2 separate regions of the Homo sapiens genome follow, and region 1 is linked to region 2. A link is a loop called in an ENCODE intact Hi-C map of the cell type or tissue named here. Cell type or tissue: PC-3. All regions are shown on one strand. Each heading gives the region's core, and the rest is flanking DNA. Links, peaks and the distances in the headings are about the cores only.

Region 1 (15,724 bases), core at 3,799-11,798, 110 kb before region 2:
GCTTCACTCTAGCATGAGGTGTCAGGAGTCTGGTCAGCAGCCAGAAAGCCCAAGCATGTGGCTCTGATGGAGCAATTGCTCCGCCTTGTAGGGTGATGACGTGGGGATGGGTACCAGTTCCTGCTGGTGTCTTGTAGGAGAATTATCATTGGGACCTTGCTCACTCTCTCTATACCCTTTACGGTGCTTGGGTCCATCAGCTCTCCAGCTAGAGAATAGCAGCAACTATTTATCAAGCCTGTGTTCAACCCCAAACTATCAAGATGCCATGAAGAGACTGACCACTATGGCACAGAAGTCGAAATGGACGCCAGGCACTCAAAGCAGTGGGATGGCTCCAGCCAGTGGAACATTTTGCTTGGGCTTCAAGTAGCTACATCTCTTTCTGCTTTTCTCCTTCTGTAGCTTGCTTCGTTTATCACAGGTGAGGATTCCATGCAGTTGCTCAAAGACACAGAAAGCCTGGACTCACCTGCTCTGGGCAGTTCTGCTGCCCACAGTGTGGCTATGCCTTGCTTCTCCCTCTCCCGTATTTATTCCCAATTTCAGGTTCTTCACATTATCAAACTCATTTTCTTTCCAGCTTCTCTTCTCAGTTGTTTCTTCCATGTCTGGAGCCCGTTAGTCTGACATTCTAGGGACTATTTGTATTGAGCTGCCTGGGTGGTCGTTCTTCCTTTGACCTTGGAGAATCCTACAGGCATTGCCAATTGGCTCAAGTTGGGACCACTGCGATGGGTCCTGTATACCATCACACACCATCTCTATATTTTGAAACTTTTCTCAAAATATTTTTCTATATCTCATTAACTATAGGCTTCAAGGCAAATGTTTTTAGACCCCATGTGAAACTTTATCCTAACCCTCACTTCTTTTACACACACCTAGGAATATACTTTCCCATTTTGGGGTAAAGAGAATGTTTAATCCATATTCAGTATTGAAAGAATCTCCCAATCAGGTGACTCAATGCAATTTGTCAAGAACCTGGTTGTGTGATGAAGTGTGACTTTCAGTCTAGTGAACACACTTCTCAAAGCAGTGGAATATTTTCCTTTGAACGGAATTTTTATTTCCCTAATTGGCACTTCGAACTACTTTTCATTTTATTTCATTTATTTATTTTTGCCCTCAGATTACAGCATCTGTGGAAATTGCAAAGCTTGCTGCAAAACCTGCCCCAGTGGCCGGCACTGAAGAGATTTCTTCAGCTTGATGGAGCTCTCAGAAATGCGATAGCTCAGAATTTACATTTTGTCCAAGGTAAGCTAGCTTTGGTGTTATTTGTCCCTGACTCACTAAGAGTAAATGTGAAATTTATTGGAAAATGGACTTGAAACTGCCTGACACATTGTAAAGTTGGGAGATAACTTTGCTGGTGTCATATGCATATTTATGCTTTACTCTGATGCCTTCTAGGGGATTTAAAATACAGCACACCAAGGCTAAATAAACAATAAGGGCACAGTGAAGAGCGCATCCTTCTGTTTTCCTTAAGCCCATGCTGTGGCCTATGACAAGCAGTGTCCTAAGGCTGGGTTGACTTTCACATTCACGGCAGCATCTGTGGTTTTCAGGCTGGAAAGGGACCAGAGTGCGTTGTGAATAAGCGTATCTTTTGTATTCTGTTCCTTCTACTGCCTCCTCCCACCAATGCTTCTTGGTGTCCGGTAGGGAGAGTGTGTTCCCCCTGGGTTTGCAGAATGCCCTTCTTTGAACTTTCTTGACTATGGTGAGCATTATTCTTTCTTCCCTCTTCTGAGGAAGTTGGGTTTGGACTTTTGCCCAGATGGGCTGCAGCCTTTTCATTTTCTCAGGGAGGAGAGGGAAAAAGTGAGGGGGGATGTTACTTTAGAAGTAAAAACTCATTCTCACTAGTCTTTGGAAAGGACAAAATGATATTACAATGACTCCTGTTTTCCTTTCTAAGGAAGAGAAGAAAATGTATAATAATAGGTCAAGTTTTTAAAAAATCCATGTTTTCAGGATCCAGTTTATTGATTCATGGCCATGTATAAAAGTCAAGCTTACTTACCTTAGGTGAATAATAATCAATTTGTCTACTTTGCAGAAGTCCTCATTTGCCTGGAGACATCAGCTAATGATTTTAAATGGTTTGAACTTAACCAATTGAAACTGGAAAAGGATGTGTTCTTTTGGGAGCTGAAACAGGTAAAGCACAACAAATAATTATAAATAAGCATTTTTAATAAAACATTCAAGAAGCTCATGCAATATTCAGTTTTGCTCCTTTTGTGAATTGTGCTAGCTAAAAAAGGGAACAATATGCAGGTTTTTCAAAACTTTATGTTGTGTTTAAAATGTTTATCATTGCTTATTATATTTGCAGTTCTTGAGCCCATGAAGAGGGTATCTAAGCCTCTTTAAATGTTACTCCTTCCCACTCTTATTAATCTTTTAGATGTTGGCGAAGAATGCTGTCTGCCCGAATGGTCGTTTCTCTGAGAAGGAGGTCTTTTTGCCGCCTGGAAACTCCAGCATATGGGGTGGTCTCCAGGGACTGTTGTGCTATTGTAACTCCTCTGAGACGAGTGTTTTAAACAAGCTACTTGGTTCAGTAGAGGATGCTGTAAGTATTCTACCATCTTAGCTCTTCTAAGGGCACAAATTTAAGATTAAATTCACCAAAGATGCTAATATTTAACCTGGAGTTTCGATGAGGAAAGTTTTGCCGTAAGCCCACACACTTAAAGGAAGCTGGCTCTCTGAACTCCAGCTGCCCTTCAATGCTGGCCTTTCTGTCTGACTGAAAGGTTGTATGCCACCCGCCTGGCCAAAACCTACTTGAAATTCCTCAAACTTTCAAAACATACCACTTCTTCTTTTCTGGCTTCCTGGATCCTTGATCTGCTTCATTCTTGGCTGCACATGCTAAGAAAAGCAGAGGAGTCTCTGGTGATTAGTCAATCCCAGCAAAACTGTGGCTTTGAGTGGTTACAAGCTTTAAAAGTCATATTCCTCTCATGTAACTGCCCAGGACAATGGGCTACCCCTGTTCAGCGCTCAAGTGGGACTGCAGAATGTTGAACGATTTGTTTGGAAAGATTATTTTGTCAAGTTCCAGCCCTATTCTTCTTACTGAGAATTAAAATTACAATATTTATATTTTTAGAGTTCATTTTTCTCTCTCAGTATTACCTTTTTTTTTTATATCCTTATATACCATGGAAATAAAACCAGTGAAATAATGAAACTAGTGAAATATAAATGGTGTCTCAGCAAAATGAAAATTGGGATAGTAATTGAATAGTGTGCATAATTCAATCACCGATTTCTTAGCATCTACTCTGTGCATGACAGTATGCTGAAGGGAGTACAAACATGAAGAAGACACTATCTTGGTAGAGAAGGGCAAACAACAGTGAGAGCCTTGGAGCTCAGCATCTAGGAGTCTTCCCAAATAAGTCAATGAGCCTTAGATGAGGTGTAAGATTTGGAAGCAAAGAGAAGTCAGGAGAGGATGCTAAGCAGGCAGAAAATTATATGTGAAGGGCTGGGCATAGTAGCTCATGCCTGTAGTCCCAGCACTTTGGGAGGTCTAGGTGGGCAGATCGTTTGAGCCCAGGAGTTTAAGACCAACCTGGGCAACATAGCTAAACCCCATCTCTACAAAAATGAAAACAAAAATTAGCCAGATGTGGTGGCACATGCCTGTAATACCAGCTACTCAGGAGGCTGAGGTGGGAGAATTGCTTGAGCCCAGCAGGTCAAGGCTGCAGTGAGCCATGATCACACCATTGCACTCCAGCCTGGGTGACAATGTGAGACCCTATTAAAAAAATAAAGAAAAGAAAATAAATAAGAAAAGTGTATGTGAATGCATGCAGGCACAAAAAACATTACCTGTTTGCAAATACCTTTCTTGCTACTAGATGTCAGCTCTTTCCTGGCAGAAATCCTATCTCAAATTTATTTTTATCTGTAAAGTCTAACTTGTAGTCTCATACGAAGCAGGGAACTATGTATTTATAGGTTACATATACTTGAGGTAGCCTTTTGGATGATGCCTACGATACGTATCACTAACAAATCACCCCAAAGCTCAGTGACCTAAAACAAAACACATTATTTTCTCGCTCTTCTGACTCTGGGTTGACCAGTCTCCGTGGGGTGGTTCTTCTGATGGTCTTACTGGGCATCATTCATGTAGTTGCAGTCAGATGGCCGTGAGGGCTGGAGTCTGGTTAGCTAGGATACTGAGACGAGGGCCTCTCATCCTCCTCTCAGACTCAAGATGTCTCTTCTCCAGGTAACCTCTCCATATGGCCTTTCAGCAGGGTAGCCAGACTTCTGACATGGCTATCCAGGGATCCCACACACAAGCAAAAACAGGCAAGGAGGGAGAGTAGGAGCTGCCAGTCCTCAGAGAAGGTAGAACTAGAACTGGCACAATTCACTTCAGCTGCATTCTATGGGTTTACGTGAGCCAGATCTCAGCCTAGAGGAATTGTGGAAGGTGGTACTGAGAGTGAGACTCTCAGGGGGTCTGGTTCACAGGCTACTTGTTGCAACTAGCTAACACAGATAGCTATGACACTGAGTCCCATCCTACTTTATTATTGGATTAAGTTTTATTTTTGGACTTATTAACCTGAACATGAGTAAAGATTCAAGTCTAGAACTATAACTTAGATAATTACCATGCCATAGGGCACGATCTTTGATGTACAGTTTGAGTGGACCCCTTGTTTAGTGATACAGGGTCAAGGCTGCGTCTCAAATACCCACATCTGAATTGCTTTATTTATTATAAGCAATATCTTCTTTTCTTGTTAAGGATCGTATTTTGCAAGAGGTCATTACTTGGCACAAAAATATGTCAGTTTTAATACCTGAAGAATATTTGGACTGGCAGGAACTTGAGATGCAGCTGTCAGAAGCAAGCCTTTCCTGTACTCGGCTCTTCCTGCTGCTGGGAGCTGATCCCTCTCCTGAGAATGATGTCTTTTCTAGTGACTGTAAGCACCAGCTTGTCTCCACAGTGTAAGTACATGTTTGGTGGGAAACTTATAAACAATTGGGACATCAGAATGATTTCAACTGCCCCTTCTACACAAATGATAGATCAATATGGTAGATTATATTTTGAATAGAAAGAGGTTCAATTTATTTTAAAAATATTAACCTACTGGTACTGTTGGAAAGCATCTAATAACTGTAAAATATGAAAGAGTTCCCTTAATGTTTAACCACTGACTTAATCTTTCATTAGAAATTGAGGATCCCTGGTAAGTCCAAGGTATGCATGTGATGGAAGTTCTTGTTAATTACTCAGAAATTGTGCACTAAGTACAAATGGGAAGCTTCTCTTGGGAGCTGTAACTCTACAGAAAATTCGCCTTGATTTTATTTTATGACTCTGTGAATTATATGTGTGATCAATTTCCATTTTCCTTGACTGCTAGGATGTTCTTCGTCAAATATGTCAAATAGGGAATATATATTTTCTTAATATTTAAGTTCACTTCCTGTTATGGCCTTTAATTTTCCTCTTTTTTTGTCCTTCTTGATTTATTGTCTTATATTTTATGTATTCTCATAAATTGCTTTTCCTTATTTTTCAAATCGAGGTAGAGGAGTTTGTAAACAAACTTAAAAAATTAGTAGAACTATTTGAAAGATTCTATTTCCTTACATAAGTGGACTGCCATGCATTTGCATATATTTGTTTTTAGAAAAATTTATAATGATCTGTCATCTGCAAGATCATTTTTAAATTTTAATTTTCTCTGGATTCTTTTTGATTGCAGGATATTTCATACACTTGAAAAAACACAATTTTTCCTGGAACAAGCATATTATTGGAAAGCCTTCAAAAAGTTTATCAGGAAGACTTGCGAAGTGGCCCAATATGTAAATATGCAAGAGAGTTTCCAGAACAGACTATTGGGTAAGTCAGTAGCCTAAACTACAGGAATGGGGGATGCTTTCCCCTTTTAGTGAGGTGACATAATTTCCTGAGAGTCCATCCTATTTAACAAAGCGGGGCTTAAAATGGGTGGCTCTCCAAGCACAATTTGGCATTGTGATTACTTCATATAATTTTTTCTCATCAATTATGACAAGACTTACCAGAAGTCCTGGTTTGACTGAGCTACATTGTTCCTGCAAAATTTATAATAGTGACTGCTTTTACTCTCAAGACTGTCCTGGTTTGGGTGATAAATACTTCTATATGCAGACTAGTCATGATCCTACTCACAAGAGTCCAGATTTTCTGTTGTGGCCCTTCTCACTTTACTTAGCATTAAGATTGATGCTCACACTGGGGACAACTCCCCATGAACCTATAGAAGAAAACACAAACTGTTTTTCTCTATACACACACTCAACACTTCCAACACTGCTGTGACCATATGTGTGGATTTGTTCCACAACAAGCAATTCTCCACTTCTCCATTGACACTAACTGGGTGTCCTACAATTCGATTCAATTCTCGCACTGTCTGCCTGGAATTAGCATCAGATCCTGCAGGTTAAGGGCTCAGTCCCACAAGATTGCCCCTACTTCAGACGCCAACCCCAAGTCCAGGCTTCCCTTCTCACTTCTGATCAATTGGGTATAAATCAGGATTCCCATGAACCCCTCGTTGTGTTCAGTAATTTGCTGGTACAAGTCACAGAATGCAGAAAAACAGCTTACTTCCTAGGTTACTGGTTTATTAAGCAGATATAATTTAGGAACAGTAGATGGAAGAAATGCATAGGGTGAGGTATGTGGGGGCATGGAGCTTCTATGCCCTCTCCAGGCCTATCACCCTCCCAGCACCTCCATGTCCTCATCAACCTATGAGCACTCTGAACACTGTCCTTTTGGGTTTTTATGGAAGTTTCCTTATGTAGGCATGATATATTAAATCACTGGACATTAGTGATTGACTCAACTTCCATCCCTCTCTCCCCTACCTAGAGGTTAGAAGGCAGGTAAGGGAATGGGAGGAGGGAGAACCTGAAAGTTCCAACCTTCTAATTACAGGGTTGGTTCCCCTGACAATCAGCCCCCATTCTGGGGCTATCCAGCGCCTCTAGTCACCAGTCATTCATTAGCCTACAAAAAGACACCACTTCCTACATTCCAAGGGTCTTAGCAGCTATGTGCCTGTCAGGAAACAATGGCCTAGACCAAATATATATGTATGTTTTTATTATGTTAATGGCTCACCTCTTTCCTTATCAGCTTCATAAAACCAAAAATTCCCTAAAATATAAATATTACAAACTCATAACTGTATGATTCACAGGGAGTCCTCCTGTTCCCCAGAGATCTACTTTTTGGAAAGATGCCAGCATGTAAAACTTGCACTTCTGACCTCTGCTTTTTTACTCTAGAGCTGGTTGTCTATTTCCATCTCTCCTTGGGAATTATCTTCTGCCCTGGTTTTCCAGCATGCCATGACACTGCTCCATCACAGTGGGGTTATCAGCTTCTCCTTAGAAAGCCTGCATCTTGGACGTCAGGGACTTGGACAGGAAATGGGAGTTTCTCATTCCTTTTCTGTGGCTATTACGACCTTGCCTTTTCTTATTTCATGCTGTTTTTTAAACTGCTACTTTTAGAGGCTGCCAGAGATACTCCCTCTGTAGCTCTCAGTATCAAATCCACATATGGTAAGATGGGCCTTTGCATTTTCTACAGATTACACTATAAAACTCTTCTGTATAGCAGCAGTATTGGGTTGATGGTAACTTCTCCAATGAGTTGGCCATGTTCTTCTGGGTTGAGTACTCATCCTACACTTTAACTTTCTCCTATACTACCTGTCCTCATTATCACTTATTATTGCCCACTTTTGACTCTTTTCAGAAACAGGCTACAGAGAGTGATATGCAATAGTGGCAACAGGCTTGTGGTTCAGAAGTCTCAATGATACTGATAATTGCAAATATTTATTGTGCTTTCTATGATTATCTTGTTTAATCCTCATTCAACCTGTGAGATAGGTACCATTATGATTTCATTTTCAGATGAGAAAATTGAGGCTCAGAAAGATTTTATTCCTAGCATAGGTCTCAAAAGTATTAAGCATCAAAGTCAAGAATGCAAATCCAGGAAGTCTCACTCTGGATCCTGTAAGCTTAACCACTCTACTTTCTTTGGACAGACCCTTGCTGGGGGCTGATCTCTGTGAAAAGGCTTGCACTGTCACAGAAATATAACTAGTCTTATTAAGAAACGGAATTTAAAAAAAATATTTTTACTAAATATGTATATTATTTTATTAATTTATTTTTTATCTTTATTATTTTCTTTCTTCTAGTAAATTTAGTGTGATTGTTGTTCTTTTTCTTGTTCTTGACTTTCAGATTTTCTTATTTTCTAATAGGTACTTTTAAGACAATAAATTTTCCTCTATGCCGAGCTCTAGGTATATTTCACACATTTTAATATGTCATTCAACTGCCTTCTGGCATGTAAGAGAAGTCAGTTGGTAATCTTATAAAAGCTCCATTGTATGTTATGAGTCATTTTTCTTTTGCTGCTTTTAAGATTCTCACTTTGTCTTTGACTTTCAATAGTTTCATTATGAGGTGGCTTCGTATGGGTCTCTTTGGGTTTATGCTACTTGAAGTTTTTTAACTTCTTGCATTTGTATATCCATTTAGTTTTCAAATGTGGGGTGTTTTCAGCCGTTAATTCTTTAAATACACTCTCTGCCCCTTTCTCTTTTTCTCGTCTTCTGCATGTGTACATTGGTTGGCTTGATGGTGTCTCATAAGTTCCTTGGGCTGTGTTCATTTTTTTTTCTTTGCTCCTCTGATTTGATTGTTTCACATGGCCCATCTTTAAGTTTGTGGGTTCTTTCTTTTGCCTGAATTTCTAAATTCAGTTATTCTATTTTTTAGCTCCAGAATTTCTGTCGGGTTCTTTGTAAATACAGCCATGCATCACTTAATAATGTGGATGCGTTCTGAGAAATGCATTGTTAGGCAATTTTTCCATTGTTCAAACATCATAGAGTATATTTACACAAACCTAGATGGTATAGCTTACTACATACCTGGAGTATACGGTTAGCCTATTGTTCCTAGGCCACAAACATATACAGGTTATTCTACTGAATACTGTAGGCAATTGTAACATGATAGTAAGTATTTGTGTATTTAAGCCTATATAACAGAAAGGTAAGGTAAAAATATACGATTATAATCTTACGGGACCAAGCATCATTATGTGGTATATGACTGTAATCTCTCTCTCTTTGCTAATATTCCACTTTGTTTATAAACCATTTTCTAGATTTAGTTTTGTGTTTTTCACTGTGTTTTCTTTGAGTTCATTGGCCATATTTAAGGTAGTTGTTTTAATTTATTTATCAAGTAAGTCAGAGGCCTGCATTTCTTTAGCGGACAATCTCTGGAGATTTATCTGGTTCCTTTGAATCATTCATGTTACTCTGTTTTATTTTGGTATGTCTTGATACGTTCTCTTGAGATTTGGACACTTGAAAAAAATTTCCACTTCCCCCAGCTTTTGTAGCATGGCTTTGTGCAGGGGAAGACCTTCATTGCCCAAAATGTTTTAAAGGCTCAGGGTCTTTTAAATCTTTTCTGAAGATGTGTATTCCCTAAGCCTAAGTGTGTGTTTTTATTCCACTTCCCTGCATACATACTATCTGCTTTAAAATGTATTATTCAGTCTCCTGGTTCATCTCAAAAGCCTTGGATGTTTATTGTATTCCTATGTCCATAATTGATTACTCCTAGCCGCCTGCAGGTCTGCAGACTCCCTGCAGCTCTAACATGCCACAGTGACTGACTGCTGCTTTCAGTGGCCTCCAACCTGGCATCCAAACTATGCCACTTTTCTCATCTGTGCTCTACATCAGGCAAGACAGAAACCAGTCACTTCGGCAGCCCCTAGGCAAGCCAAATATTGCCAGCAAGTTCTATTTTTTCCCTTGTATACTGAGGGAGGAACTTGAAATTGATACACATCTTCCTGACAGTGGCATATTGTGCCATGAAGGGGATGAAGAGTGAATGAGAAAAATGTCACAAAATTTCACAATGAGTGTGACATTTTCTTGCATTATTAGGGATTTACCTGGTTGTTGCATCTTCTTAACTGATTTCTAGTGCAATGGTGCAATCTCACCTCACTGCAACCTTTGCTTCCAGGCTCAAGTGATTCTCCTGACTTTGCCTCCCAAGTAGCTGGGACTACAGGTGAATGCCACAGCACCTGGCTAATTTGTATTTCTTGCACAAGTGGGGTTTCGCCATGTTGCCCAGGCTGGTCCCAAACTCCTCAGCTCAAGTGATCCACCTGCCTCAGCTTCCCAGAGTGCTGGGATTACAGGCATGAGCTACAACACCTGGAATGTTTCTTCATATTTATCCATCTTGAGGACTTAAGATGTGTGGACTTATATATTTATTGTCTTTGAACAATTCCATATTACTATTTCTTTAAATATTTCTTTTACCTCAATTTCTTTTTTTTTCTTATTAGGACTGTACTTACGTGTGTGTGTGTCTGTGTGTGTGTTCGTGTGTGTGTCCCAAATGTTTCTTCTTTTTTCTATATTGTTCCTCCTGTTTTCTTTAGTCTCTATGCCTCAGTCTGGGTGGTTTTTCTCTGATTTATTTTCTAGTTAAGAAATTCTTTCTGCAGAATGTGTTTAATTAAGCTTACTCCTTTAATTCTTAATTTCAGTTATATGTTCTAGAATTTTCATTTTATTTTATAGGTTTTACTAAATATTTTCTGCCTGATAACTTCAATAATTTTATTTTCTGGGTGTCAGTATCTATTGTATGCTTTTCCTATTTTTTTCCCCAATTCCTATTGTTTTTTTATACAACTTTTTTTCTTTTAAGAGGTAGAGTCTCACTCTATTGCCCAGGGTGGAATGCAGTGGTACAACCATAGCTCACTGTAGCCTCGAATTATGAGGCTCAAGTGATCCTTTTGTCTCAGTCTCCCAAGTAGCTATGACAACAGGCTTATACCACCATTTGCAGCTAATTTTTTTATTTTATTTTTTTGTTAAGATAGGGTCTTGCTATATTGCCCAGGCTAATCTTGAACTCCTGGGCTTAAGAGATTCTCCTGCCTTGGACACCCAAAGCACTCTACATAAATCTTTTTATTAAATGCATTTCAGACATTATATGTAGAGATAATGCGACACTCTGCATGATTTTTTTTTCCTCCAGAGGTGCTTTAGTTTTGTTTCTGGCAGGCAGTGAGAGTGGAGGCATATCGCTTTAATTCAGTCAGGAATTAAACTATTTTTGAGCATGCTATGAAACTTTGTGAGAGCTCAATTGTTTCTTGTCTTCTTTTACTACTGGGGTGTAGCCTTCTGGGGGTATCAAGCTAAATTTGTGGTGTTTACTAAAGGCAATTTTTCCTCAGCTGTCTGTGAATTTCAGTTTCTTTCCTAGTCTTGTGAGGCTTTTGAAAGTTCTTATTTTCGTAGCCTCTCTTCCCTCATTTTTGTTTTGGAAACAACAGTTGCCCACAGTGGAAAAGTAGCTTCAAATGTTGGACTTCATCTCTCCTGTCTTCCCTATTCTGTAATGTTGGCACACAAATTCCCAGTGCCTCAGTAGCTCTCTGATGCCTTAAAAATCATTAAAAATATTGTTCTCACTTTTCTGGATGTTTGTAGTGGAAGGGTTGGACTACAACAATCTAGTTTGCTACATACAGAAATTTTTTTCCAATTTAGAATTCAAAGCTGTCATGTCACTAACCTCTGAGTGAGAAAGGCTGTGCCTGTGACTCAGTAGTTCAGCCTTGAGAAGCTTTCTCAGCATGAGTAGTGTTGTGGTAAAGAGCTTGAATGCTGACGTCAGACTAATTAGTTTCTAATCTTGGCTTTGCAACAGATTAGCCATGTGATTTGGTGGCAAATTGCTTCAGTTTCCTTATCTATAAATAAGTTTCATAATATTAAAGGAATTAATACTTAAGACAGTATGTGATGATCCCATCACCCAGGTAGTGAACATAGTATCCAATAGTTAGTTTTTCAACCCTTGCCCACCCCTCTTTCCCTAATCTTTAGCTCCCAATTTCTATTGTTGCCACTTTTATATTTATATGTACACCATATTTAGTTCCCACTTATAAATGGGAACATGTGGTATTTGATTTTCTGTTCCTGAATTAATTTTCTGAGAATACTGGCCCCCAGCTACATCCATGTTACTGCAAAGGACATGATTTCATTCTTTTTTATGGCTGTGTAGTGTTTCATGGGAGTATATGTACCACCTTTTCTTTATCCAATCAACTCTTGATGGACATCTAGCTGGATTCCATGACTTTGCTATTGTGAATAGTACTGTGATGAACATATGTGTGCATGTGTCTTTATGGTACAATGATATACATTCCTTTGGGTATATACACAATAATGGGACTGCTGGGTCAAATGGTAATTCTGTTTTCAGTTCTTTAAGAAATTGCCACACTGTTTTCCACGATGTTGATCTAATTTACTTTCCCTCTAACAGTGTGTAAGTGTTCCCGTTTCTCCACAACCTCACCAGCATCTGTTACTTTTTGACTTTTTAATGATAGCCATTCTGACTGCAGTGAGATGGTATCTCAGTGGTTTTGATTTGTATTTCTCTAATGCAGTGGAGTATTTTTTCATATACTTATTGGCCATGTGCATGTCTTCTTCTAAAAAGTGTCTGTTCATGTCTTTTGCCTACTTTTTAATGGGGTTGTTTTTTGCTTGTTGGTTTTTTAAATTCCTTATAGATTCTGGATATTAGACCTTTGTTGGATGCATAGTTTGCAAATATTTTCTCCTGTTCTGTAGGGTGTCTGTTTACTCTCTTGATAGTTTCTTTTGCTGTGCAGAAGCTCTTTAGTTTACTTGGGTCCTATTTGTCGATTTTTTGTTGTTGTTGCAATAACTCTGATATCTTCATCTTGAAATCTTTTCCTGTTCCCATGTGCAGAATGATATTGCCTAGGTTATCTTCCAGGATATTGATAGTTTTAGGTTTAACATTTAAATCTTTAATCCATCTTGAGTTGATTTTTTTATATGAGATGAGAAAGGGATCCAGCTTCAATCTTCTGCACATGGCTAGCCAGTTATTCCAGCACCTTTTATTGATTAAGGAATCCTATCCCTATTGCTAGTTTTTGTCAACTTTGTCAAAGATCGATGGTTTTAGGTGTGTGGCCTTACTTCTGGGCTCTGGGCTGTCTATTCTGTTCCGTTGGTATATGTGTTTTATTTTTTATTTTTATTATTTTACCAGTACCATGTTGTTTTGGTTTCTGTAGCCATGTAGTATAGTTTGGAGGTGGGTAATGTAATCCCTACAGCATTGCTCTTTTGCTTACGATTGCCTTGGCTATTCGGGCACTTTTTTGATTCCATATGAATTTTAAAATAGTTTTTTCAAATTCTGTAAAGAATGTCATCGGTAGTTTGTTAAGAATAACATTGAATCTGTGAATTGCTTTGGGAAATCTTAATAATATTGATTCTTCTTATCCATGAACATGGGATGTTTTTCCATTTGTTTGTATCACCTGTGATTTCTTTGAGCAGTGTTTTTTAATTCTCATTGAGGAGATCTTTCGCCTTCCTGGTTAGCTGTATTCCTAGGTATTTTATTCTTTTTGTGGCTATTGTGAATGTGATTCTGTTCTTGATTTGGCTTTCATCTTGGATATTGTTGGTTTGTACATTGATTTTCTATTCTGAAACTTTGCTGAAGTTGCTTATCAGATCTAGGGGCTCTGGGGCAGACTATGGGGTTTTCTAGGTATAGGATTGTATCATCTTGCAAACAAGGATAAAACTATCCCTGTTTGGAGACTTCCTCTCTTCCTGTTTGGCTGCCTTTTATTTCTTTCTCTTGCCTGATTGCTCTGGATAGGACTTTCAGTATTATGGTGAATAGGAGTGGTGAGAGTGGTCATCCTTGTCCTGTTACAGTTCTAAAGGGAAATTCTTCTAGCTCTTTCCCACTTAGTATGATTTTGGCTGTGTGTTTTTCATCGATGGGCTGTTATTACTTTGAGGTATGTTCCTTCATTGCCTAGTTTGTTAAGGGTTTTTAAAATGAAGGGATGTTGAATTTTATCAATAGCCTTTTCTGCATCTATTGAGATGATCATGTGGTTTTTGTTTTTAGTTCTGTTTATGTGATAAATCACATTTACTGATTTGTATATGTTGGACCAAACTTTCAACCCTGGGATAAAGCCTACTTGATTGTAGTGGATTAGCTTTCTGATGTGTTGCTGATTTGGTTTGATAGTATGTTGTTGAGGATTTTTGCATCTATGTTCATCAAGCATACTGGCCTGAAATTTTTGTTGTTGTTGTTTTGTGTCTCTGCCAGGGTTTGGTATCAGGATGATGCTAGGCTCATAGAATGAGTTAGGGAGGGGTCCCTCCTCTGCAATTTTTTGGATTAGTTTCAGTAGGGATGGTATCAGTTCTTCTTTATACATTTGGTAGAATTCACCTGTTGCTTATTTATTTATTTTTTTTGAGACAGGATCTCACTCTGTTGCCCAGGCTGGAGTGAAGTGATGCAGTCGAGGCTCACTGCACCCTCGACCTCCCAGGGTCAAGCAACCCTCCTGCCTCAACCTCCCTAGTATCTGGAACTACAGGCATGTGCCGCCATGCCCAGCTTATTTTTAAATTTTTTGTAGAGACAGGGTCCTGCTATGCTGCTCAGGCTGGTCTTGAACTCCTGGACTCAAGTAATCCTTCTGCCTCGGCCTCCCAAAGTGCTGGGATTACAGGTGTGAAATACTATGCCTGACCTTTTTGGTAGTCTTTTAAATTACTGATTCAATTTCAGAACTCATATTGATCAGTTCAGGGATCCAGTTTCTTCCTGTTTTGATCTTGGCAATTTGTATGTTTCCAGGAATTCATTCATTTCTTTCAGTTTATGTAGTTTGTCTGCATAGAGGTGTTTGTAATAGTCTTTGAGGCTTTTAAAAAAAAATTCTTTGGGGTCAGTTGTAATGTCCCCTTTTTCATTTCTGATTGTTTATTGAGACCTTGTCCCTTTTTTTCTTTATTAGCCTAGCTAACAGTCTATCAATCTTATTTATTCTTTCAAGAAACCAAGCTCTGCATCATTGATCTTTTGTATGTTTTTTTGTGTGTGTGTCTTCATTTTCCTTAGTTTAGCTCTGAATTTGGTTATTTCTTGTTTTCTGCTAGCTTGCTTGCAGAAACCATGTGCAGAAGGGGTTGGTTTGCTCTTGTTTGTCTAGTTCCTGTAGGTGTGATGTTAGGTTATGAATTTTATATCTTTCTAAATTTTTGATGCGGGTGTTTAGTGCTATAAACTTCCCTCTTCACACTGCTTTAGCTATGTCCCAGAGATTCTTTGTTGTATCTTTGTTCTCATTAGTTTTCTAAGAATTTTATATTTCTGCCTTAATTTTATTGTACCTATAAGTCATGCAGAAGCAGTTTGTTTAATTACCATGTAATTGTGTAGTTTTGAGCAATTTTCTTGGCATTAGTTCCTATTTTTATTGTGCTGTGGTCTGATAGTGTGTTTGGTGTGACTTTTTTTTTTTTAATTTGCTGAGGATTGTTTTTATGGCCAATAATGTGGTTGATTTTAGAGTATGTGCCATGTGCACGTGAGAAGAATGTGTTTTCTGTTATTTTGTGGTAGAGGATTCTGTAGAAGTCTGTTAGGCCCATTTTGTCAAGTGTCAAGTTCAAGTCCCAAATATTTTTGT
Region 2 (15,724 bases), core at 3,908-11,907:
ACAGGGTGGTGAAGGATTCCATACAGGCCTTGACCATGGCTTGGGTACCCATGAAGTAATATGAGAACATTTAGGAGTTTGATTGTGTAATTTGGCTGCTGACATCTATAGGAAGAGGGGAAGCTCAGTGAAGGGCTGGAGCAGCTGGACAAGAGGACTTGGAGGGGACATCATGGAGGCATTAAAACAGCCATCAGGGAGGCCAGGCAGGGGATGTTTGCAGAGAGGACGGGAGACTATGGTCGGACTGGGGCTCAGTGAACCTGAGGGTGAGCTTGGACACCTTGGCAGGTTCAGACAATGAACAGACTTCAAAGCTCACCAAAGCGGGGTGAGCCGTATTGCTGTGGGCTGTGGGGCTCAGCCTGGATTTCTTACTTTCCTCATGGTGCATACTGTTCTCATAAGCATTCTGCTCCCACAGCTGGCCTGGCTCTGGATAATGTAGGTCATTCATTTGCAATCCCTGCATGCTGGCTCTGATGCAGGGCCTCAGGAAGGTACCACCTTCCTACCCTCTCTCAAAAGCACACTAGGAAGTAAGTGGCTGAACATGAGGCTACTGAAGGGACCGGTTTGCGTGTTCTCTTAGTTATGAGAACAGGGACAAGTACTCATCCTTCATCGAAACACTGCCAGTAACAACTCATGGCACCTCCCACCCCTGACTGGGGCAGAGCCATGGACCACCAAGCAGAAGTCAGGACTGCCTCTCCAGGTGACTGGGCGACACACACGTGAGGATAGGTGACTTGATGTCTTGACCCCTCCTTCCTGTCTAGTGATAGGCTGCATACATAATAGCACATCCACACATTTTTTATGAAAATGCTGGTTGTACAGGAAGGACTTTCCCACAGTGGGAGGATAAAAGGCTGAAGACCACCTGATTGAACTCATCTTGGGATAGCCTAGTGTGGTGCGGTGAACAAAAGGTCAGGAAGAAAGAGACTAAGGCGACATTTTCACTCAGGGGCTGCCTTGTTAGGCAGACTGTTAGTAAGCCTCTTAACTTCTTTCTTTGTAAAATGATAGCTTTTCTTTCTTTTCAAAGTGATGATATTTTTGGCTATGAACATTTTCAACCTGTGATTTTCTGCTCCTAAAGCATGTTTCTTGGAGGTGATAGCAGCAGGAGCAGAACCGAAGAAAAGTGCTGTTGTTGGCTAGTTGTCATGCACAGACACTTCATACCCAGTGCAAACACCTGAGAGCTCTGAGAATTAGTGATCTGTGTTAGATACTGGGAGAAGCCGAAGTTTTATTATGCTCATTTTCTAAAGGCAAACCTGAAATCTATTGCATTCTGACAATCTCCTTCTAGCTCCAAAGTATGCTATGATCTCCACCCATGAAAGAGCGGGGTTGTGCTTACGTGGATGGGAACATGACAATTCCCTCTGCTCCGGTTCACAGGAGGAGACTGGGGGTTTACTTTGTCCACTCTGACATAGGATATTTCCCAAGAAGGCACGATGGGAAGAACAGCATACACTCCTACAAATGTATTGATGGAAATCCAGAAATGGCCTGAGTAATCAGTTTTCAATTCCTACTGATCATAGTGTATGGCTAACAGACATTGCAAGAGAGCTAGAAAGGAGGAATTGAGGGACATGGATGGAGACATATTTTTTCACCCCTTGAAGATAAATTCTGATGTATGAGAAACATTCCAGCCTAAAACGTTGGAATGAGTGGAATACCCAGGTATGATTCTGATCTCATGGAATTACCTCTCTTATTCTACTACTGGGATACAGCAATATAACTCCTCAGAAGTATTGCTTTATTTCTTTGAGAAAGATGAAGAAGTATTTTAATTCTCTGAAATATTTAAATCTTTGAGATTTCTCACTGTGCTATATCCATCTTTTATCTCTTGTTTCGAAGTCTCCCTTTCTTGAGGGCTTAGAGTACCTGCAGTGATTGAAACACAGTCTGAGATCTCGAAAGAACTCAGTCACTTGAGTAAAAATCCTAAAGCACAGTTTGTACTGTAGACAATGTTTGTTAAAATTTTTTTAGCAGTTTCCTCCTGCTTACTGAATGAGCTACATATTCATTAATTTATGAATTTATTCAATGACTTTTATGTACTATTTGTCAGTCTCTAGACTGAATAAGTAAAGAAAATAAGTAAATCAGTAAAGAAAATAGGTGAATCAGTAAAGAAAATAGGTAAAAATCCCTGCTCTTGTGAGACTTCCAGTCCAGGGAAGCAGAGGTGCCACAAATACAATTAAGAAGACAATTGCATTGAATGATAGGAAGCAGGAAGTGCCGTGGAGCTGGGAAATAGGATGAGCAGGGTCAGGGACACTAGGAGGGGAAGATGGAATTGTTAATGTGGATGGGGTAGACCCTATCAGGAAGGTAGCATTTTAACAAAGACTTGACGGGATGCAGAAGCACAAGGGGAAGTGTGTTCTAGGGCAGAGGAACCCCCCATGCAAAGGCCCTGTGGTAGGAGTGGCCTAGGGTATGTGTGAAGAGTCACCAGAGCAGAGTGCACAAGGGCAAGAGGGTGGGAGATGAAGTCAAAGAGCTGATTGTAGATTGCATGGTTGCAGGTGACTGGAGTGGTATTAAAAGACTGCTGGAGAGTTTCGAGCAGGAGTGATGTCATCATCTGACTTATACTGTAAAAGTCTTGCTCACGCTGTTGGGTGGAAAAGAGCTTGTAGGGGTATGTGTGGGACAGAGAAATCATTTAGAAGGCTGTTGTAATAACCCAGGTGAGAGATGATGGTGGCTTGGTCCAGTGTGGTAGCAGAGAAGCTGGTAAAAAGTGGTCTGATTCTTGGTTGCATTCAGGAAGTAGAGGCAACAGAATTGCCAAAAGATTTGATGAGGGCGTGATAGAGAGACATCGAGGAAGATTCCCCTATTTTGGTCCAAGTAACTGGATTGCTGGAATTATCTCTAACTATAATAGAAAAACTGTGGGTAGAGGTTTGGAGGATAAGGATAGAAACTCAGCTTTGGACATGTCTAGTAGGCAGATTTGTTCAGGAGGCTGGGACAATGTATGGATCTATTAATTTAGGAGTCTCCCCGATTTTGATGGCATTTAGAACTCTAAGATATTACCATGGGAAGGAGTATAGATAGAAAAATAGAGAGGGCCGAGACCAAATGTGGGGCCCCTCCCATGAAGAGGTAAATGAGAAGAGGAGATTGAGAAAGTATCATTGAGGCAGGAGGAAAACCTACAGAGTGTGGAATCCTGGAGGTCAAGCTGAGCAAAAGACTCCAGGAAGAGGAGTGATCAAGTGTGTCATATGTGGCTCATGGGTGAAATAAGGTAAAGACAGATAATCGACCATTGGATTTACACCATCCAGGACTTCATAGAGAGTAGCTTCCATGATGTGGTGAGAATGACGGCCAAATTAGAGTGGACAGAATGGAGACTTGGAGGGGTAGAATTGGAGAGTGAACTCAGACAGCTCTCAATGGGAAGAAATGGGAGGTGACTTCTTCTTCTTCTTTTGGAAGAAGTCTTTTTTTTTTTTTTAAATATAAGATGCTACCTGGGGAATAGTCCAGTAAGATGGGAAAATTGGTAGTGTATAAACGGGGGGGACAGCTGTGTCCTGAATTAGTCAAGGGGAAGAGACCTCAACAAGTGGAGAGACCTACTATAGGTGGGAACATGGCAATTCACCTGTGGTAACAAAACCTGTTTAACTCTATTTAACTAAAAATTTTCCACTTTTCTTGCACACAGATCTCTCTCTCTCCTCCTTTTATTTTTCATGTAGTATCTACCAGCAGCTCATGGAACTAATGTCCTGAAAGGCATGCATTGGAAAATGTTGCTGGAGACTGTAGAGATGGATAGGCAGCAGCAGTTTTTGAAATTGCATGTTCCTATCAACCCCCTGATTCATAGGCAGTTATCATAGAATAATTTTATGATTGGAACTGTAGTGTGTACTTCATGAATATAAAGGAATTCAAATGTTAATGTGTTGCTTCAAAGAATAAGCCAACTTAATAAACAGGTTTTCAGAAAACAAAAACCACAACAATATCCTGGGATTGTTTTATATGCACAAAGAATATTTATTTGAAAGGTCACCTGTTATTTCCTCTATTGCTTTTTGGCTGCTTCAATTCCCACCACCCTGGGGTGGGTTCAAGAGAAGGAGAAATGGAGCGTGCTGGGTCAGGCTGAGTGATGGCTCCCGTGAGGCGTTGCATCTGGACTTTGATGTGTCTTGGGCAAAGTGGAGAGTGAAGGGTTGACAGCCACTCATGCTTGAAATGTTGAATTCCTGCTTAAAAAAAAATCAGCTTGATCCACAACAGACCAGTGAGAGGACCTCTCATTTTATTTATTTTGATTGTTTCTCTTCCTTGGGCTCTACTTCAGGTAACTTTATTAAACACCTCTCTCTTCCATTTAGTCAATAGTCATTGTTCTCAGCAGAAATTCCCATTCTTGATGACCCTCAGCGCTCAGAGCTGCTGGAAGCCCCCTCTGTTGCCCGCAGGCTCTGTCCTGTCCCACCAACGCAGGTAATTTGTTGGTGATACCAACTGTAGTGGGAAGGAGAAGAAAAACCCTCATTAAATTTTACAATTCTTCACTTTCTCAAGCCCCACACAGCTCTTACAAACTTATCTCCTTGCTGGGCAGAGGAGGATGGTTTCTCATTAAAACCTCAGCAAATCGTTTCTCCAATTTGTCTATGTTCTTTCCCTCAACAGCAGCAAAGTAATCTCTTAAAATTGTATCACATTTAAAAAAATCATCTCACTTATTCTCTAAAAACCTTAAAAGTACAGTGGAAGAAATTGAGACGCTGATAGGGTAAGTTATTTCCCCCAAGATCTCACAGCATCTTAATACCCCTCACTCCCCAAATAAACTATTAATTGCCACTTGCTACTTTTAAGCACTTTGTGCAGGATGCTTGGTCACTTGGCTGCCATTTCACTCCATTGTATTTGAAAGTCTGGTATGTTTTCGGCCGGGTGTGGTGGCTCACACCTGTAATTCCAGCACTTTGGGAGGCCGAGGCGGGCAGATCACAAGGTCAGGAATTCGAGACCAGCCTGGCCAACATGGTGAAACCCGGTTTCTACTCAAAATACAAAAATTAGCTGGGCATGGTGGCACGCGTCTGTAATCCCAGCTACTCGGGAGGCTGAGGCAGGAGAATTGCTTGAACCCAGGAGGCAAAGGTTGTAGTGAGCTGAGATTGCACCATTGCACTCCAGCCTGGGTGACAAGAGCAAACTCCGTCTCAAAGAAAAGAAAAGAAAAAAAAGAAAGGACAGGACAGGACAGGACAGGACAGGACAGGAAAGGAAAGGAAAAAGGAAAGGAAGGGGAGGGGAGGGGAGGGGAGGGGAGGGGAGGGGAGGGGAGGGGACAATGCCTGCCTGGCATGTTTTCTTATATCCTAGCCAGAGCTCAGATTTGAGCAGTAGTTCTTAACCTTGGTTGGTGGGAGTTTGGAAGTGTATGGGGTGTTTTGATGGTAACAGTGGGGACCAGTGTATGTTTAGTGCCTAAGGGCCAGTGGTGACAATTGTTGTGTGATAAATGACACTGTAGTGTGCAATGAAGAATAGTCCTAGCCAAATTCCAAAACACCCTCATTTAGATCCACTGTTTGCTCTGCCTCTGGTAAATTATTTCAAGGGCCTTCATCATTCACTCATATAGTTATTCCTCTATTCATCTATGTAGAAACATTTTGTTTTCATATTCACTGTATGACACACATTCTATGCTGGGATGGATGCAGAGATCAGCACTATGCAGTTCTTGAGGTCTAGAAACTCACTGCTTAATGCAGTAGTTAGTGTACATTCATAACTAATAAGGGGCGAAAAGGGAGATACAGATACTGTAAAAGTGGCAGCACTGGGTTGCTCACAATTGATTTCATGCCTTCCTCTACCTAGTAAAATATAGGAGAATTTCTTGGTAGAATCTGTATGACCTGAGAGTCTGAATTAAGGTCTCAAAGTCTCCTTCTTTAGACATATTGGATCTTGACAGTGCATCTCACCTTCTAAGTTTATCCGATCTCTTTCGAGCTTCCTGGATCCCTTTAGAGTCTCAGACTTGACATGATGACAGAACTGGGATGAAAAAACTGCATTTGGGTGCCAGCTTTGACACTTGCTGGTTCGCAGGACCTTGGGCCAGTTTTGCGCCAGCTTTGGGTGTCGGTCTCCTCAGCTCATACGGGGTATTAACTGCTGTCTGCCCAGTGCATTGGCTTGTAGTGCGCAGTGAATTATCCTGCTTGAGGAGACCTTGAGACTTGTGAGGGGCAACGCCAGGCACTGTGAATGGGTGGGATGCTCTGAGTGGCAGCCCACTCCATTCTTGGGCAGCTTCAAATCTGAGAAAGTTCCTCCACCTACTGATGCAGAAGGTCAATCTGCATGACTCTGGCAATGGCTGAGTCAGGAACACTAGAGTCTTAAATGCCCCTTACTTCACCTTCCCTGACCTCCACTCACCTCCAATTCACAAATCACGTCAGACTTCAGCTGGCTGTGTTGTGCGGAAGGCAGCGGAGACAGAGCTAGCAAGTGACAGGGGCAACATGAGTGTGCCTCTGGTTCCATGAAAAGGAAAGGGAGGATAAAGGGAGAGAGAGAAAGTGGAGGCCAAATGCACTGGTCCTTCTCTTCAGCAGTTGCCCCCAGCTATGTCCTGTCTCCCCATGGTTGATGTGGACTGGTCCTGGGCAGTAGTGGTGATGGAGGCCGGTGGAGAGGGGCAGAAGCAGGGAAGGGCAGAGGCCGGGCTGATGTGAGAGGTGGTGGCTGGAAATTTGCCTCCTCCCTGCACTTGCCTCAAAGTCCTACATCCTGAGAAAACAAAACAAAAAACAGACAACAACAGCAACAAAAACCAGCTGATTTCTCAGGGTGGTTCTTTCTATAGTAAGACTTTGGTCCAACACGCCCATGACTTTTCTGTCATTGCACTCACTGATAGTGCTGACAGAGGCAAGTAACAGATCAAATACCAGGAGCAAGGCTTACTAAAATGGAAACCAAAAAGTCCACCTGCAGAAAAAGCAATGGTGACAATTAGTGTTTGTGAAGATCAGAGTATCCCTTTAGAAAGGCTTAAAGAAGTAAGAGAGTTTAATTTCCTTTTTTGTTTTTACTTTTATTTTATTTTATTTTTTATTATACTTTAGGTTCCAGGGTACATGTGCACAACGTGCAGGTTTGTTACATATGTATACATGTGCCATGTTGGTGTGCTGCACCCATTAACTCGTCATTTACATTAGGTATATCTCCTAATGCTATCCCTCCCCCCTCCCCCACCCCATGACAGGCCCCGGTGTGTGATGTCCCCACTCTGTGTCCAAGTGTTCTCATTGTTCAGTTCCCACCTATGAGTGAGGACATGGAGTGTTTGGTTTTCTGTCCGTGTGATAGTTTGCTCAGAATGATGGTTTCCAGCTTCATCCATGTCCCTACAAAGGACATGAGAGAGTTTAATTTCCTAATGGTATAATTTATAGATAGTTCTTTGATTTGGGTTCCAGAGAAGGGGAAACATACAGAGAATATTCTCGATTCTTAGTTTGATTCATGCTCTCCTGATAAGAGGAAAATCCTATTTCTGAGGTTACTGAGACATCCCTGACCTTTGTGTGTATGTTTTTTATTTTTAGTTCTATAAACAAGTGATATTCAAGAGTGAAGAAAATAGAGAAAATAATTCACACTTAATATCCTGTTCCAAATAGACACTTATTTGTTTATTTATGTTTTCTTTTGGGATGAGTCCCTCATTCTTTGTCGTTGTGATTCATGTTTTACAAACTAGAAATCGCAAAGTCTTGCCAAGAGTTAGCCTGAAAGTTTTTGTGCTACATACTCATTTGGGAACTATTTACGCAGTACTTATTATGTGTCATGCACTGTAATCGCATGACATATGTAGTAGGGAAAGATGTAGTCCTGCCTTGAGGAAGCTTGGAGAGCAGGGATTGTTATGACCGTATTAAGATGAGACAACCAGCCTGGACAGCATAGCAAGACCCCATCTCTACAGAAAATAAACAAAATTAGCTGGGCGTTGTGGTGTGTTCTGTAGTCCCAGCTAATTGGGAGGGTGAGAGGGGAGAATTGCTTGAGCCCAGGAGGCTGAGGCTACAGTGAGCCCAGATCATGCCACTGTACTCCAGCCTGGGCAACAGAGTGAGACCCTGTTTGGAAAAAAAAAAAAAAGACAAGAAAACTACGAATGACTTAAATCTGCTCTGCTGTGACCCCGCTCTAGTGGAGACTGCAAGGGACGAGAATCACAGCACCTCTTTAAAACTTGGTACTCAGTGCAGTTGTTGTTGGTGATACATAATACATAATGCTTCAACTTTAAATATGAACCACTTCCAATTATTAAGATCCTAGAAGAGAGAAATTAAAGTCAAAAAATGAAACAATTTTCTTCTCTCCCTTTCTCCCTACTCATCCTCCTTCATTCCTCTCTCGGTGTGGTTACTCCTCTTTTAACATGCTTTTTCCTTATTTTAAAAATTCATGATGTGCAAGTTATTTCATTCTTTTCTTATTTGACTTCTGTTTTCTCAAAGAACCCTATTTGGACTTCATCAATTCTCTCTTTTGTCTCATCTAACTTTTTCTGCTTTTATTTTTATTACTTCCTTACTTTTCTGTATCTTCAATATATTCTTTTATAATTTGAGACTAAAGTTTAATTCATTATTTTTAGTTTTTTTCTTAAATATTTGTAGTTAAATATATTATGTAGGTAATATATTTAACATAAGGTAATGACTGTTCTTTCAACTCCTACCTTATATCCCATAGATCTCATATGTAGCTAACAATTTATTGTTTTCTAGATGCATGCAGTACAGGTTTCTATTTTCTCTTTGACCCAAGAGCTGTTTAAATAAAGCTTCTTTTAATTTCCAGGTGAAAATTCTCAAGAATTTTAAATATATGAAAAACTATGTTTACACAGCTTACTTGTAATAAGAAACATACAAATTAAATCTGCTTTGTAATAGTATGTTTTTACATATCAGAGGGACAAAATACAAAAATTGCATTATATACTAAATTGCCAAGTTCTGTTGCTAAATCTTAATTTCTGAATTGCAGTCAAAATATGATTCTTATTATTTCTGTTTTGGTATCAAGTAATATATAACCCACTTTTGTGAATGATTTGTAGACACTTGAAAAGAATTTCTAATTCCCTATTTTAGGGCAGAGAATTTGGTCTGTGTTATTTTTGTTATGTAGGATTTTTCTATCCTTAATTTATGTCGTCTTGATCTGTCTTAGACTGGGATAGGTAAATTATACTCCCTTATTACTTGGTTGTCCTTCTCTCTTTTTCCTGTGGAGTTTGGCTTTTGGATATTTGTGCTTTGTTACTGTGTGCATTACTATGAATAATTGTGTCTTTTAATGCTTTGTGGACATAACTCTACCTTGTTTGATATTGAAATGGTGAACTCTGCTTTTTTTCCCTTCTCTTCACTCTTCCTCTTCTTCTTTTTTTTTTTTTTTTTTTTGCCTTTTGGTGTTTCTATTTGCTTGATATGACTTTGCCCATCCTTTCATTTAAATTTTTTCTGAAGCATTTTGTTTCAAGTGTGTCTCTTGTATGCATTATATAGCTTCTTATATATGTGGCCTTAATTCTTTGATAGTATAAAATGCAATTATAAATTATATATAGTCTTGCCTCTATCTTGTGTTTCTTATGCTTATAATTTTTCTTTTAAGCTAATATTTAATAATGTTTTATTATTATTGTAGTGGTTACCTTATAATTATAACATTATATAAGTAATATAAACCCTTGTTTTTTTATCACAAGCAATAAAAACTTAAAATATGTTCTCTTATTTCATCATATATTTTCTCTTGTCCATCATGCAATTTTAGCTGGTATTGTTAATCTTACTTAATGTTGCCTTTTGTACTGTTAAAGACACTTATACTAATATTCTACATTTGCCAATATTTTAAAAAATAGTATTTGAGTTTGGCATGCACCAACTTTTTCTTCGTCTCTAACTCATTCCCCATTATCCTTCCATTTGTTTTTCATATCATTTCTGCATTTCAGGGAATAGTAGCATTTCCAATCTGTCTTGTAACCTTAATTCCTGTTTTTGTTTTAGTCTTGCTTTTACAGGAAAATGTACTCATTGCTTACCATCAGCCCTTTCACTGTAATTTACCAGTCATCATTTGGCGGGATGAAGTTTGCCATCTAGTAATTTCCTTAAGAAGCTCTCATAAGATAATATAACCTGAATTCCTACATACGTAAAACTCTTTGTAGCATTTATATTTGAAGGACATCTTGGCTGAATAGAAAACCCTTGGTTCATTCCTTCCTTAAGTATCCTGTAAAAATTGTCTTTGGTCTTAAATGTTATTATGGAGAAATCTGGGGCCACATTGTTATTTTCTCCCTTTTATATAACTTGGTAATTTTGGCAAGCTGCCAGTAGCTTGAAAACGCAATAAATTTTATAAGAGTATGTTTCATTGTTGAACATTCTAGGACAATTTTCTATGATGACAAGACAAGTCCTTTGGATGTGTAGATTTTAATTTTTTTTAATGGAGACTCTTGATGTATTCTAGCTTTGCAAATTTAGAAATACTTAGTTTTTCTTTTTCAGGGAGTTTAATTGCCTGCGTTTCTTTTCCCTGTGTTTCTAATCAATAGATTTTTACATTTTAAAAAACTCTATTCCTGTTTCCTTTAGTTGCATTTCTTGCACCTATTTTCTACATCCCTTACTGTATTTTGTGCAGTATCAATTTGGCCTGTGTTTCTTCCAATTTTATTCTCCTTTGTCTGATGGCTAGTTTTTTTCACATATTTTTTCTAAGTTCTTCCAATTCCCATTTTATATCTTTCTGCTACTTTACCATCTCATTAACTCAATTCTAATGATTGTGCTGTGTGGTGTTTCTTATAGAGGGGCTTGCCTTGTTTAAATTGTTTAAATATATTTAAATTGTTGACAAAAAGTATGTTCACTATTATCATCTGTTCAATGAGACCAACTTTTTCGCATGGGTTTTTCACTTGTTAATAATTATGCAACTCTCAATCTCTTTTTATTTCTTGCCCAAATGTTGTGCTAAATTTTTGTTACCGTGATTGTTACTCATCTGGAATGAATTGGATATTCCTGTCCAGGTATCTGCAAGAGGGTCCTGGTGGTGGTGAGGACCAGGTGCCATTAATGACCTTACAGCTCAAAAGCTTACTTTTCCATTGCCACAAAGATAGAGTGCTTCCTGAAAACATATGGATTTCTCACATAGCCTCCGTCTTCTGTTTCCCTGGAAATAGGGTCTAGGAGAAGGCTTCTCACGCTAGTCAATGTAACTTTTTTTTGCTTTTTTATTGATACACAGTAGTTGTTCATATTCATGAGTTACTTGTGATAATTGGATACATGTGTACAATGTGTGATAATCAAATCAGGGTAATTGAGATAGCCATCACTTCAACAATCATCTCTTTGTGTTAGGAATATTACAAAGCCTGTCTTCTAGCTATTTTGAAATATACAAGTTATTGTTAAGTACAGTTCCCTTAGTGTGCTATTGCACACTAGAACTTATCCCTTCCCTCCATTTGTACACACTAAACAACCTCTAATTATCTTCCCCTCCCCTTTACCCTTCCCAGCATCTGGGTAACTCACTACTCTACTTTCTACCTCAATGAGTTCATTTTATTTTTAGCTCCCACGTATGAGTTAGAACATATATTTGTCTTTCTGTGTCTGGCTTATTTCACTTAATATAATGTCCTCCAGTTCCATCCGTGTTGCTTCAAATAACAGGATTTTTTCTTTGTAATTGCTAAATAATATTCCATTTTGTATATATGCCACATTTCTTTATCTTTTCATCCATTGATGAACACTTAGGTTGATTCCATATCTTAGCTATTGTGAATAAGTCTGCAATAAACATGGGAGTGCACATATCTCTTCGATATACTGATTTTCTTTATTTTAGATATACACTCTGCATTGGAATTGCTGGGTCATATTGTAGTTATATTTTTTAGTTATTTGAGGAAACTCCATACTGTTCTCCACAGTGTCTCTACTAATTTACATTCCCACCTAACAGAGTGTGGGTTTTCCCTTTTCTCCAAATCCCTGCCAGCGTCTGTTATTTTCTCTCTTTTTGATAGTAGCTATTTCAATTGGGGTAAGATGATATCTCACTGTGGGTTTGATTTGCATTTTTTTGATGATTCATGATGTTCAGCATATATTTGTATAACTGTTGGCCATTTGTGGTCGTTTATTTTTGAGAAATATTGAGTCAGATCTTTTGCCTATGTTTTAATTGGATTATGTGGGTTTCTTGCTATTGTATTTGTTTGAGTTTCTTGTATATTCAGGCTATTAGTCCCTTGTCAGATGGATACTTTGCAAATATTTTCTCCCATTCTGTAGGTTGTCTTTACACTTTGCTGATTGTTTCCTTTGTTTGCAGAAGCTTTTTAGCTTGATGTAACATCATTTGTCTATTTTTGCTTTTGTTGTCTGTGCTTTTGAGGTCTTACACAAAAAGTCTTTGTCCAGAATCAGTGTCCTGAAGCAGTTCTCTGATATTTTCTTCTTGTAGTTTTATTGTTTTGAGCTTTACATTTAAGTCTTTAATCTATTTAGAGTTGATGTTTGTATATGGCAAGAGATAAGGCTCTAGTTTCATTCTTCTGCATATGGTTATTCAGTTTTTCCAGCATCATTTATTGAAGAGATAGTCCTTTTCCCAATGTATGAACTTGGAGCCTTTGTTGAAAATGTGTTGGCTACAAATGTGTGGGTTTATATTTGTGTTCTTTATTCTGTTTCATTGGTTTATGTGTCTGTTTTTAACCAAAGAAGTGAAAGATATCTACAAAGAAAACTATGAAATGTTGATGTGATGTGAGAAGTTAAAGAGGACATAAAAAATGAAAAGATATCCTATGCTTATTGATTAAAAAAATTGTTAAAATGTCTACATTACCCAAAACAATCTGCAGATCCAATACAATCCTTATTAAAATACCAATGACATTCCTCACAGAAATAGAAAAAAATCCTAAAACTTATATGGAACCACAAAAGACCCAGAATAACCAAAGCTATCTTGAGGAAAAAAAATGAAGCTGGAGGCATCACACTACTTGTCTTCAAAATATAATACAAAACCATAGTAATCAAAGCTTTAGTCTCCATTTTATTTATTTCTGCTCTAATATAAAGTCTTTCATCAAAGAAAAGCCCAGGACCTGATGGCTTCACTGTGACCCGTGTTCTGCTTGCTCCAACCTCTGGTCCTTGCCCTTTTTTTTCCTTTGCCTGGAGCAGTCTTCCTTTAGATACCTGTGTGACTCATTTCCTTACTTCATCCGCTTTCTGCTTGAGTATTTTTTTCCCGCTGTCAGCTCAGCTAATCACCCTGTCTGAAATAGCATTCCTTCTCACTTTTGGTTAAGCTAGTTCTTTTTTACTCATAGCATTTATCACTACCTGATATTATGCATCTCTGTTTTAGTCCTTTCTGTGCTGCTATCACAGAATACCCGAGACTGGGTAGTCTGTGAAGAAGAGAAATTTATTTGGCTCATAATTCTGGCAGGAAGTCCAAGATCAGGCAGCCTTTCTGGTCAGCTTCTGCTGAGGGTGTCATGCCACTTCAACTCATGGCGGAAAGTGTAAGGGGAAGAGGGTGTGCGCTCCATACATGAGAGGCAACCCTGCTTCATAACAGCCAGCTATCTCAAGTACCTGGAATCTATCAATCCAGTATCCTGGAAACTCAACTTGTCTCATGAGAACTGCATTAATCCATTCATGAGTGTGGAGACCCCATAACCCAAACACCTCTTAAAGGCTGCATCACCTCTCAATACCATCACATGGGCAATTAAATGTCAACATGAGTTTTGGCAGAGACAGAACATAGCAATCTCTGTGTTTATTGGATTATTTTATGTCCCCTCCCACCTTGCCGACACACTGGAATGAAAGATCCTTAATGGCAGGACCTTTTTCTGTTTGGCTCATTCATGTATCACCAGCCCAGTAACACGGCTTGTACCTTCAGTTGGTCTCAATGTTGAATAAATAATTATTATGTGGATTTAGAGCTCAGAGAGTATGTGGTGAGAAGACAGAGGGTCCAGCTTGAGGTAGGAATGCCTACATTTAAAGGCAGGTAAAGGAGAAGTTGCCAAGATGTGGGTGCAAAGCTGGGAGTTGTTCTGGAAGCTAAGAGAAAAGAGAGGAGGAGGGAATGACCAATGCCATCCAACATGTCTGAGAACTCAAGAAGGAAAATGACTGGATAATTCTCATTGGATTTTGAGGCATGACTGTCATTGATGCCCTAGATAAGAGTCATTTCAAGTGTATATTAGAAATGGAGCCCAGTTAGAGTGGGTTGAAATATGAGTGTTAGGAAAATAGAAAGGAAGACTTTCATTTGCCAATTTTCACGTATTTTGTAGATGATAATCTGTGATCAATTAATATCAATAATTGAAGATAGATAATGGTCCCAATTAAATGGGGGAAATGGCAGGCATGGATTAATGACCTGCTTTGCTCCAACCTGCTCTGCCTATGGCAGGTGTCAGAGAGTATTGTGGTTGGGCTATGGCTCTCTGAGAGATCTCGAACCAGTTGTGTCTCCTTCATGGGTTCCTTCATGAATTTGCATACCTACAAAATCAGCACACCAATCATGGCCCTCCTACCTAAGTCACAGGCATGTAGAAATGACCAAAGGAGATATCACTCCTGAAAGAGCTTTCTAACTTGGAAGAAAAATGTAAAAAATTAGTAGAGTCATTTTGCTTGTCTCCGGATGCTGACTGAATTATCCCCTTACAGATTCCTGAACAACGTTGGTTTCTTTTTTCCACTGATAATGATGCTGACGTGGATGGTGTCTGTGGCCAGCATGGTCAGAAAGTTGGTGTATGAGCAGGAGATACAGATAGAAGAGGTAAATATCCTTAAACCTTGCCTGGGAGACAAAGATAGGGAGGCTGGGGACTTTGGAAATGGATCTTGTCCCATAACCAACCTGAGCCTCTCTGTTTTGCTTCCCTCTCCTCTGCTGGGGTTCTGGTGTACAAAATAGCTGAGTCCCTGTTCCAGAAAGAAGATTTTATGTTGAAGTCTGAAGCAATGCCAGATATTTTCCACTGACATGAAAGAAAGCCAAAGAATAGCCACATGAGATTGCAAGAACAAAGCCAGTGTTCCTCATTCAGCAACTTTTTTAAAACCCAGAAAAACATAGCAGCAGACTTCCCATCTTAATTTATGCTTAGAATTTTTTATGTAGAGACCCTGCTATTTTTTTTGTAATACTGTTATAAAACTTGAAACTATCATAACTTAAATTTTTTTATTTCCATAGGTTTTTTGGGGAACAGGTGGTGTTTGGTTACATGAATAAGTTCTTCGGTAGCGATTTCTGAGATTTTGGTGCACCCATCACCCGAGCAGTGTACCCTGTACCCAGTGTATAGTCTTTTATCAATCACCATCCCCAACCCTTTACTCTGAGTCCCCAAAGTCCAAAGAATCATTCTTATACCTTTGTGTCTCATAGCTTAGCTCCCACACGTGAGTGAGAACATATGATGTTTGGTTTTGCATTCCTGAGTTACTTCGCTTAGAATAATAGTCTCTAA

Evidence for each region. Peaks named below come from ENCODE experiments on the same cell type or tissue, not always from the same donor. Only the 100,000 strongest peaks of a DNase experiment are listed, where the experiment ranks them.
Region 1: a loop joins it to region 2, with 2.8 times the contacts of the local background. A loop is called at or near these places in 1 of 110 quality-filtered maps.

Annotation. Positions count from the first base shown.
Region 1 is chr7:48,243,441-48,259,164 of GRCh38, forward strand. ABCA13 (ATP binding cassette subfamily A member 13) reads left to right here. Exons shown (of 62, transcript NM_152701.5): 11 at 1,136-1,263; 12 at 2,072-2,172; 13 at 2,423-2,590; 14 at 4,799-5,004; 15 at 5,772-5,911. Among named protein-coding and RNA genes, the nearest start is that of ABCA13, 80 kb to the left of the region's middle. RefSeq lists an enhancer at 1,361-2,560. In PC-3, for the core only: no CTCF peak of the experiment used is centred there; DNase peaks (open chromatin) are centred at 7,201 and 8,501; H3K27ac peaks cover 3,554 bases.
Region 2 is chr7:48,352,882-48,368,605 of GRCh38, forward strand. ABCA13 (ATP binding cassette subfamily A member 13) reads left to right here. Exons shown (of 62, transcript NM_152701.5): 32 at 14,913-15,027. Among named protein-coding and RNA genes, the nearest start is that of ABCA13, 190 kb to the left of the region's middle. In PC-3, for the core only: no CTCF peak of the experiment used is centred there; a DNase peak (open chromatin) is centred at 7,890; H3K27ac peaks cover 881 bases.